Regions from separate parts of the Homo sapiens genome. Here regions 1 and 3 are each linked to region 2. Evidence: chromatin contacts called from ENCODE Hi-C or POLR2A ChIA-PET data. All regions are on one chromosome and are shown on one strand. The core of a region is the stretch at or near the end of the contact, and the rest is flanking DNA. Distances in the headings are between cores, read along the strand shown. Region 1 has its middle 6.7 kb from the start of CTRB2. Region 2 overlaps CFDP1 (craniofacial development protein 1). Region 3 overlaps BCAR1 (BCAR1 scaffold protein, Cas family member).

The links. A loop is a pair of places that touch in the nucleus more often than their neighbours do. ChIA-PET counts read pairs that join two places held with the same protein, here RNA polymerase II (POLR2A). Pooled maps may share reads with other maps.
Region 1: a pooled map shows a loop between it and region 2 (4-fold over the local background). The contact joins two enhancer-like sites. A Hi-C loop is called at or near these places in 5 of 37 single-sample maps with no recorded cell type and 10 of 50 pooled maps. POLR2A ChIA-PET finds 5 or more read pairs at or near these places in 4 of 52 experiments (RWPE1, activated CD4-positive, alpha-beta T cell and activated T-cell).
Region 3: a map of gastrocnemius medialis shows a loop between it and region 2 (7-fold over the local background). The contact joins two enhancer-like sites. A Hi-C loop is called at or near these places in 28 of 168 maps with a recorded cell type or tissue (Calu3, GM12878, HepG2 and 18 more), 1 of 37 single-sample maps with no recorded cell type and 22 of 50 pooled maps. POLR2A ChIA-PET finds 5 or more read pairs at or near these places in 15 of 52 experiments (A549, AG04449, AG04450 and 12 more).

What each region holds. Positions count from the first base shown.
Region 1 is chr16:75,198,992-75,201,884 of GRCh38, forward strand. No RefSeq gene overlaps it. Among named protein-coding and RNA genes, the nearest start is that of CTRB2, 6.7 kb to the right of the region's middle. RefSeq lists enhancers at 360-654, 2,506-2,585. Within about 2 kb of position 1,485, at least 4 of the 41 ENCODE cell types and tissues checked have a DNase peak (open chromatin) inside an H3K27ac peak, as active enhancers do.
Region 2 is chr16:75,304,089-75,307,109 of GRCh38, forward strand. CFDP1 (craniofacial development protein 1) reads right to left here. Exons shown (of 7, transcript NM_006324.3): 6 at 936-1,094. Among named protein-coding and RNA genes, the nearest start is that of BCAR1, 54 kb to the left of the region's middle. RefSeq lists an enhancer at 1,064-2,263. Within about 2 kb of position 1,388, at least 34 of the 41 ENCODE cell types and tissues checked have a DNase peak (open chromatin) inside an H3K27ac peak, as active enhancers do; they include ascending aorta, dorsolateral prefrontal cortex, gastrocnemius medialis and 2 more, where a contact is called at or near this core.
Region 3 is chr16:75,233,329-75,236,410 of GRCh38, forward strand. BCAR1 (BCAR1 scaffold protein, Cas family member) reads right to left here. Exons shown (of 7, transcript NM_014567.5): 5 at 1,561-2,658; 6 at 518-607. Among named protein-coding and RNA genes, the nearest start is that of CTRB1, 16 kb to the left of the region's middle. RefSeq lists an enhancer at 1-581 and a silencer at 741-800. Within about 2 kb of position 1,468, at least 16 of the 41 ENCODE cell types and tissues checked have a DNase peak (open chromatin) inside an H3K27ac peak, as active enhancers do; they include ascending aorta, dorsolateral prefrontal cortex, gastrocnemius medialis and 2 more, where a contact is called at or near this core.

The DNA.
Region 1 (2,893 bases), core at 235-2,734, 100 kb before region 2:
GGGACTACAGGTGCCCGCCACCACACCCGGCTAATTGTTTTGTATTTTTAGTAGAGACGGGGTTTCATCGTGGTTTCATCGTGTTAGCCAGGATGGTCTCATCTCCTGACCTCGTGATCCGCCTGTCTCGGCCCCCTAAAGTGCTGGGATTACAGGCGTGAGCCACCGCGCCAGTCCCTCTTTTTTTTTTTTTTTTTTTTAAGAGACAGGGTCTCACCACCACACCCAGCTAATTTTTGCATTTTTTTTTTGTAGAGAAGAGGGTCTCACTATGTTGCCCAGACTGGTCTCGAACTCCTGGGCTCAAGCGATCCGCCCGCCTCAGCCTCCCAAAGGTGCTGGGATTACAGGCGTGAGCCACCGTGCCCGGCCTCTTTTTACTTTTTCAGTAGGGCTACCAGAAAATTTAAAATCATCCATTTGGCTCGCCTTGTATTTCTTTTGTATTTCTTTGAAACAACGCTGGGTTAGGAACAGTAAGGCATAGCTATATGCAGTTTTCATATTGGCCACCAGGTGGCAGCCTTATACCGGGTGGTTTTCAGACTCTTGGGAGGCCGGTGGGTGGAGCGGGGGACAGACGCAGATTTCACCAGCAAGTGAAAAAGTCCCTTAGCCAGGTTTGTGCTTGCTATTCCATTTTTATATTACTTACGCCTCACATTTATTTGTATGTAGATGGTTGTTGACATAATAAAATACATGTAATTTCCTCTGTGTTTAAGAGCAGTTCTCCCTCACTGAGCTGGGAGTTTCCTTAAGAAACCTGGCTCTTAATTATATAGAGAGAGACTGGGCGCGGTGGCTCTAATTATATATAGAGACACCCAGCGCGGTGGCTCACACCTGTAATCCCAGCACTTTGGGAGGCCGAGGTGGGTGGATCGCCTGAGGTCAGGAGTTCGAGACCAGCTTGACCAACATGGTGAAATACATGTCTCCACTAAAAATACAAAAATTAGCTGGGCATGGTGGCATGCACCTGTAATCCCAGCAACTCAGGAGGCTGAGGCAGGAGAATTGCTTGAACCTGGGAGGAAGAGGTTGCAGTGAGCTGAGATTGCACCACTGCACTCCAGCCTGGGCAACAGAGTAAGACTCCATCTCAAAAAAAGAAAAAAAAATACACACACACACACACAGAGAAAGACAGGGTGACAGGGTCTTGCTCTGTCACCCATGCTGCAGTGCAGTGGTGTGATCATAGCTCACTGCAGCCTCGAACTCCTGGGCTCAAGTGATCCTCATGCCCCAGCCTCCTGAGCAGCACATTACAGGTGCCACCCGCTGCACCCAGCTACTTTTTCTTTTTTTTAAAGGAGTCTCACTATGTTGCCCAGGCTAGTCTCAAACTCCTGGCCTCAAACAATCCACCCGCCTCTGCTTTTTTTTTTTTTTTTGAGACAGTCTCACTCTGTTGCCCAGGCAAGAGTGCAGTGGCACCATCTTGGCTCATTGCAACCTCTTGCCTCCTGGGTTCAAGCAATTCTTGTGCCTCTGCCTCCTGCGTAGCTGGGATTACAGGCATGTGCCACCACGCCTGGCTAATTTTTGTATTTTTGGTAGAGATGGGGGTTTCACCATGTTGGCCAGGCTGGACTCGAACTCCTGACCTCAGATGATCCGCCTGCCTCTGCCTCCCAAAGTGCTGGGATTACAGGTGTGAGCCCCTGCGCCCGGCCGGCTTGATACTATTTTTAATAGTCGACTTTGGATCCCACTCCTGTGCCCAAGCTCTCTCTCATTTTGCTTTTCCCCTCTTCACACATCCATTCTCCAAGTTAATTTCTCTTCATGTCCTTATAATTAAATTCCATCTATAACCTTAATTCCAACCTATTAGACGCATCATCAGAACGGCTGACAGTGCACGGGCAGAGAAAGGTATTAGGAAAGCCAGTGAAGTAGAAAATGCAGGAGGGAGCCCATTCCATTCCTGCCAAGATGCCGGGTTAGTGTGGAATGTTGGCTGCCCCCCAGGACCAGCCATGATAGATTTTTTTTAGATGGAGTCTCACTCTGTCACCAGGCTGGAGTGCAGTGGCAAGATCTCGCCTCACTGCAACCTCTGCCTCCTGGGTTCAAGCGATTCTCCTGCCTCAGCCTCCTGAGTAGCTGGGACTACAGACACCCACTACCACACCTGGCTAATTTTTGTATTTTAATAGCAATGGGGTTTCACCATGTTGGCCAGGATGGTCTCAATTTCCTGACCTCATGATCTGCCCTCCTCGGCCCCCAAAAGTGCTAGGATTACAGGCGTAAGCCACCATTCCCAGCCCATGATGGATCTTTAGAGGGAAACATCAAGAGACAGGAAGACCTGGGAGAAGAAGCAAAGATCGGAACCTGTGGTTACGTGGGGAGGCTAGAGCTGTGGCCCAAGGCAGAAGGCTGTGAACTCGGCTGTGCAAGGAAAAAACAGGAAGTGAGCACCAGGGTTCTGCTCTGCTTCCGACCCAGCTCCAGGGCTTTGGGGCAATGGGTGCCTGCCCCTGGCCTGCAGGTGCCCTCAGGATAAAGTGGGTCATGCCGAGGCACTGTACAGGGGAGGAAATGAAAAAGACTTAGAACTATAAAGTGTGTATCAAATTGCAATAAAAAAGGCCAGGTGTGGTGGCTCACACCTGTAATCTCAGCACTTTAGGAAGCCGAGGTAGGTGGATCAGTTGAGGTCAGGAGTTTGAGACCAGCCTGGCCAACATGGTGAAACCCTGTTCTTACTAAAAATACAAAAATTAGCCAGGCATGGTGGTGGACACCTGTAATCCCAGCTATTTGGGAGGCTGAGGAGGGAGAATCACTTGAACTCAGGAGAGGTTGCAGTGAGCAGAAATCATGCCACTGCATTCTAGTCTGAGCATAAGAGCAAGACTCCATCTCAAAAAAAAAA
Region 2 (3,021 bases), core at 138-2,637:
TACACAGTCTTGCTCTGTCACCCAGGCTGGAGTGCAGTGGTTCAGTCTTGGCTCACTGCAACCTCCACCTAGTGGGTTCAAGTGATCCTCCTGCCCCAGCCTCCCAAGTAGCTGGGATTACAAGTGTGCACCACTATGCCTGGCTAATTCTTATATTTTTAGTAGGATGGGGTTTTGCCAGGTTGGCTAGGCTGGTCTCGAAATCCTGACCTCAAGTGATCTGCCCGCCTCGGCCTCCGAAAGTGCCAAGATTACAGGTGTGAACCACCATGCCTGGCCACCATTTCTTTCTTGATTTTTTGTTTAATCACCAGTAAGACAAATATGACAAGGAAAGGACCCTTTTTACAACTGAATACGTAGGTTATGAACATTCTCTTTGTATTCCACAGCGAAGAGAAAGAGGTGCAAGTGATGGCCTGGGGTGCTGTCTGAGGGCCTGGCCTATCACACAGGCTATAGCCAAGGGTAAAGCCCCACCCCAGGCCATAATGACACAGACAAAAAAAAATTCACAATAATGCAACATCTAGGCATTCCATTGGCTCAGTTTTTGACGGATCTGAACTAGTTTGGTTTCTCAGAAGGACAAATGATTCAGATAAGGCCAAGGCTGCTACCACAGGCCAGATCCAACCACTAGGCAACTTACAGTTCACTGGAGCTGTAATTCAGCAAATTCAGCTTGGCAGATGTGACTGGCCCCTGAGAGTACTCCTCACATGCCCCGCCTTCCCTCCACCCGCAGTGGCCTTCCCAGTGACAGGCCCTGCCCCACACTGGAACAGAGACTTACTGACAAACCAAAGTGCTCACATTTTTAGTTCCATCATGAAAAGCTCCTGCTTGCTTACAGTGGGCAGTTTGTCTCCAATAAATCATTTGATTTCAGGGTTCTGAGGATTTTCCAAGGCATAAAACCTACTCCTTCTTACCCCTCTTTCCCTCGATTATGGATGGCCAGTTCTTCACCAATCCCCTCTTCCTCCTTGAAGCTCTCCCAGTCCAGTTTGGACTTCTCAAGGGTGCTCATTTTCTGCTTCTTGGCACCAATTTTCCCCAAAAGGCTGCTCATGCCACTTGATCTTTTTAACCTAAGGAAAGAAAATATGAAAGATGTAGCAGGTAAAAACTCTGATCTCTATATTAACAGTTTTTCTGATGCAAATGGGAATCCCCTAGATTGGGGCCATTTATCTTAGTGGAAGCCATGTTCATATTTGGGGCATTTCCTTCCTGGTGTGGAGAGCACTGTAAGTAAACTGGAATTCTAATGTGCTTTTCCTGCTTAACACCACTGTCTGCTCTCCTGAGCTACGAACAGGAAATCCTGCCTTCTTCAGACCTCTGTGGGCTCTGTGTGGCAGGTCTCTGCTTGCAAGGAGGGGAGGAGCAGCGCTTCAGGCAGGGCTTTGGAGTCACATGCCAAGGTCCAACTTCCAGCTTAACTGTGTGACTCTAGGCCAGTTATTTACTGCATGTTCCTTGGTTTCCTAATCTACAAAGCAAATGCTTACTCACAGGCTGTGGTGTATCTTACACGTAAAGGGCTAAAACAGCACTTGGCACAGCGTCAAGGTGCAATAAGCATGAGCCACTCTGAGTCACTGTCATCGTTTAAGCTTAAAGCCCCAGGGGGTTCTTTTAAGAGAAAGAGAACCAGTTCCCAACACTGATGAGTGAAAAGTCACAGTACTGTAAGAGGGTTCTAAAATCAGTTTCCTTTTAACTCCTGTGAGTTGGGCCCTGTTTTTTCCAGGAGGTGGAGAACATTCCTCACTCCGAAAGCTCACACGGGGAATGTACAGCCTGTGCTCCACTTGCTGGTGATGCTATCATGGACAGTGGGAGAAACCCCAGATGCCCAAATTCAAGTCTTGGCAGGTCAAATGTTTCCAGTCATTGTTAAACATATGAAATAAAATAAGAAAAGCAAAATGCAGTTAAGATGGTATGAGGAAAGGTTTGGTCTCTTTATGAAATGAAACGAAATCATCTACCAGCATGTAGGAACTTGGAAGTTATTTTCCGCCTCACGGGGATATGCAAGAAAGTTAAACATTTAAAAACTATGAGCTAATGTCACATGGTCTACTGATAATAATACCTTTACTTGTCTAGAATGTTTGTTCTCCAAGTGCTTTTGTAGCCATGATCTCATCTAACTCTCACTAAGGCCTGTGACACAGGACCCAGTCTCAGAGTTGGAAGGGATCATCTTTGAAATAACCTAGTATCACCCTAACCCATTCTGAAACCCCACGTCCCTGCCGCAAAGCAGCGTGAACGACTACTCACCCCCTCTGCCTGGTGTGAGCCAACAGGCCAACGTCCACACTGAACACCAGACTGCTGGGACTGAACAATGACCCTGAACATTCTCATTCTATTAACTTTAGTAGAGAGGATGTCAACTTCCCTGTTTGGGTCACACCCCAGTACATGCTGAGCTTAAGATCAACTCAGAATGGGCTGGGCAAGCTTCATCATCCTTGTATTAAGTTGGACAAATAAACAAAGTTCAGAGAGGTTAAATGATAAAACAAGGGTCAAAACAATAGACAATGCAGATCCGGGACAAAGGAAGATCTCTCCCAACTCTCAGGGTGGTGCACTGTGCTATCTCGCCTCCAGATGAGAAGTGACTTGAGAGATTTTCTCATTAGTTACTTTACTTCCCAGTTTGCTTAAGAGAACTCCAAATAGCTCTTTATGAGCTTTCAATTCATATCTTCTAAGCACTGTTTTCCAGACAACTCAACCCCTACAATGTCATATGTGCGCGTGATCACACACACACACACACACACACACGCACACACACACACTTTCTTTTTCACCATTTTACCAGGAACGGAGCATGAGTGGGGATATGGAAACTTACTGTGTCTCAAATCTTTTTCCTTCTCATCTTCCTTACTGCTACTGCCCGAATTCTCATTCTTATATCACCTGGATAATTGAACAGCCTCTTTACTGGTCTCCCTGACCTGTTTTTCCCCATCCTCACTCAGTGGCCCT
Region 3 (3,082 bases), core at 218-2,717, 71 kb before region 2:
CATCACTGTACTCTAGCCTGTGTGACAGAACAAGATTCTGTGTCAAAAAAAAAAAAATACTAAGGAAGTGTGGGTACAATACAAACATTCAATAGACGCTAAGTGGTCTTTGAAAGAATCCACAAGAATGCTTAACGCCATGGCAGATGCTGGGACAGAAGAGTCGAATGCCCACAGGACACCATCCCGGCCATGCAGGGAGCAGCTTGGAGGAAGGAGCAGGGCAGAGCCAGCCCCGTGCTGAGCCTATGGCAGCTGTGAGGGGTCTATTTTCTGCTCTCACCCCACTCTCTAATTCCCTAAATGTCTCCAACAATTACTCTTGAAAACTTTAAAATAAACCAAGTGAAAAGATGAAGATGGTCAGGAGGCAGGGGGGTGGCAGGCCGGGCCCAGCTCTGAGCACTGTCAGACAACATGAGAAGCTGGGGACCCGGGGTCGGCCCTGCAGGGCAAGAGCTGGGGGCTCAGGGGGTCAGCGGGCAAAGCTGGGCCTTGCTCTGCTCCGGGGCCTCACCTGCTGCAACTCCAGCTGGCTCTTGCCCTGCCGCGTGATGCTGCCCTTTTCCAGCAGCTCCTTCTGGGTCTTCTCAAACTCCTCCTTCCCCTGGAGGGCAGAGACAGGGGCTGCGCTGAGGCCAGTTTTCTGAGCCAGAAGCACAGGCCAGCCCTGTGGCGGGCGCAGTGAGCTGAGTGGCCACCAGGTGGTGCTGCGTGTGCGCGCACACACACGCACACGTGGACGCACACACACACTAGCACACGTGGACACACACACACACACAAGCACACGTGAACACACACACAGACTGGCACGTGCAGGGGCAGGCAGACAGACACACACACACACACACACACACACACACACACACACTCCCCCAGGCTGGCATATGTGGGACACAGCCCCCCCAGGCTGGCACATGCGGGGACACACAGAGAAGGTGGCTTCCTAGGAAGCAACCCTGGCAGCCCCTTTCACCGCCTGCCAGCTCAGGAAGAGACTGGGCAGAGGGTGGGGTACCCGCAGAAAGTCCGCAAGCTCCACCCTGCCTTCCCAGGCTCCAACACCAGGAATCACACCCAATCCCTCCCCCTTGGCCTAAAGGCCTGGCCACCTGGTCCCTGCCCCTGGATGCCTCTCTGGCCCAGCTCAGCCTGGAATGTTCCTTACCAGGACTCCCACCCGGCTAGCACCCAGGCCTCTGCTCCAGGGGCCAGCCTGGGAGGAGCAGTCCCAGCCACCTCCCACCACCTCCTGCTGCTCCCCCACGCTCAGAGCATCCTTGTGTGTGTGCACATTTCTGCAGATCTGTCTCCCCACACAGAACAGCAGAGTCACCGCTGCTGGTCACCAGAGATACCAGCCCGAGGGACTCAACGAAGGGCTCGATGACATGGCCACCCTAGCACATGGGGCCAATGTGGGGTGAGGGAGGTCAAAGTGAGAGGAGGGTGCAGGGCCTTGCCAGGGACCAGGCCCCAGCTGAGAACAAATCTCCCCCTAAGCACAGGAGCCCAGCGTGGCAGAAGAGGAGCCGGGGCTGGGCAGGCGGCACCCACCTGTAGGTGGACGTAGTCATAGTCCTCCATCCAGCCCCCCTCGCTGTTCTCGTACTGCCCATCTGGCGAGTCCTGGGAGGTGAACTTAGGGGGTGAGGGCAGGGGTCGTGACTGGATGCTGCTGGTCTTGTCAGTGGGGTTGGGGTGCAGGGTGCCACCCCCCTCAGGCCCCGGGGCAGTGGCCTTGGTCCGTCTGAAGAGCAGTGAGGCATTGCCGTGCAGGAAGGAGGCCAGCTGCTTGGCGTCCTCGGGCACAGCCCGCGAGCAGGCCACCAGCCGGTCCAGGTCCTCAAGGGTGGCTCCAGAGCCTCCCCGGCCAGCGTCGAGGGCCTGACCATGTGCCACCAGCGTCTGGTGCACGTCCTCCATCTTCTGCAGCTGCCGGCTAAGCTTGGCATGCAGGGCACGGTCAGATGTGTGGGCAGCATTGCCCACCGCGCTGCGGGCAAACTCCAACAGCTCGTGGACGGCACTCTGGACAGCGGCCACAGCAGCCTGCAGGTCCTGCACCAGCGGCTCCTGTGGCTCAGAGGGGCTACGCCAGCTCCCAGTCGCACCGGCGCTGCCTGCCAGGTCCAGAAGGTGGGCAACGGTGGCGCTCACACCCTGCTGCAGCCGTGCCAGGGCCTCCACAGCAACTTCCAGCTCCAGGGGTTCCCGGCCCGGCCCTGCCACCTCCAAGGAGGACGCAGACTGGCTGCTGCGTGTGCTGCCGGTGCTGGAGGCCGACAGGCGCTTGCCCTCTGCCGGGGCTTCACGTTCAGCTGGGGGAGGCACCGCATACACACCACTGTCGACCACGCCACCATCAGCCACCTCAGGAGGAAGCACCCGTTCACGGGGCACATCGTACAGGGTGCCCGGGCCAGGCCGCCGCAAGCCAGGGGGCACGTCGTAGAGGTCAGGAGCCGGGGGCGGCACGTCATACACGTCCTCGGCCGGCGGGGAGTCTGGAGGGGGCGCAGCCAGTACCAGTGGGGTGCGGGCCGGGTCAAAGGGCTTGGCCTTGGCGAAGGCGGGGGGCACATCGTAGGTCTCCTCACGCAGCAGTGGGCCATCGGGCACATCCTTGCTCACCGATGGAGGAACGTCGTAGACCTGGGGGACAAGCGGTGGTCAAGACTGTCCATCTGTCCATCTGCCCACCCCAGGGACTGGGGGCAGCACCCAGCCACACACACACACACACGTACACACATACAGACACACACACAGAGGCACGCGCACACACACAGGCACACATACAAATGCAGAGGCACGCACACAGGCACACACACGCGCACACACACTCGCAGCCCTAGCACACACATCCTTCACAATTCCTATCCATGACAGCTCTGGGACGAGCCGGCTCTGGAGCCAGGTGACCACCCCTGTGCCTGAAGGTGGGAGAGCTTCCTCCCAAAGAATTGCATGTGTTAATTCACATAATTGTGTCACTGCAGACACTCACTGAAAGGTTAGCTGTGATACTGCCACTGCCACCACCATCATATCATGATTTCATCACCATCACCGCCGC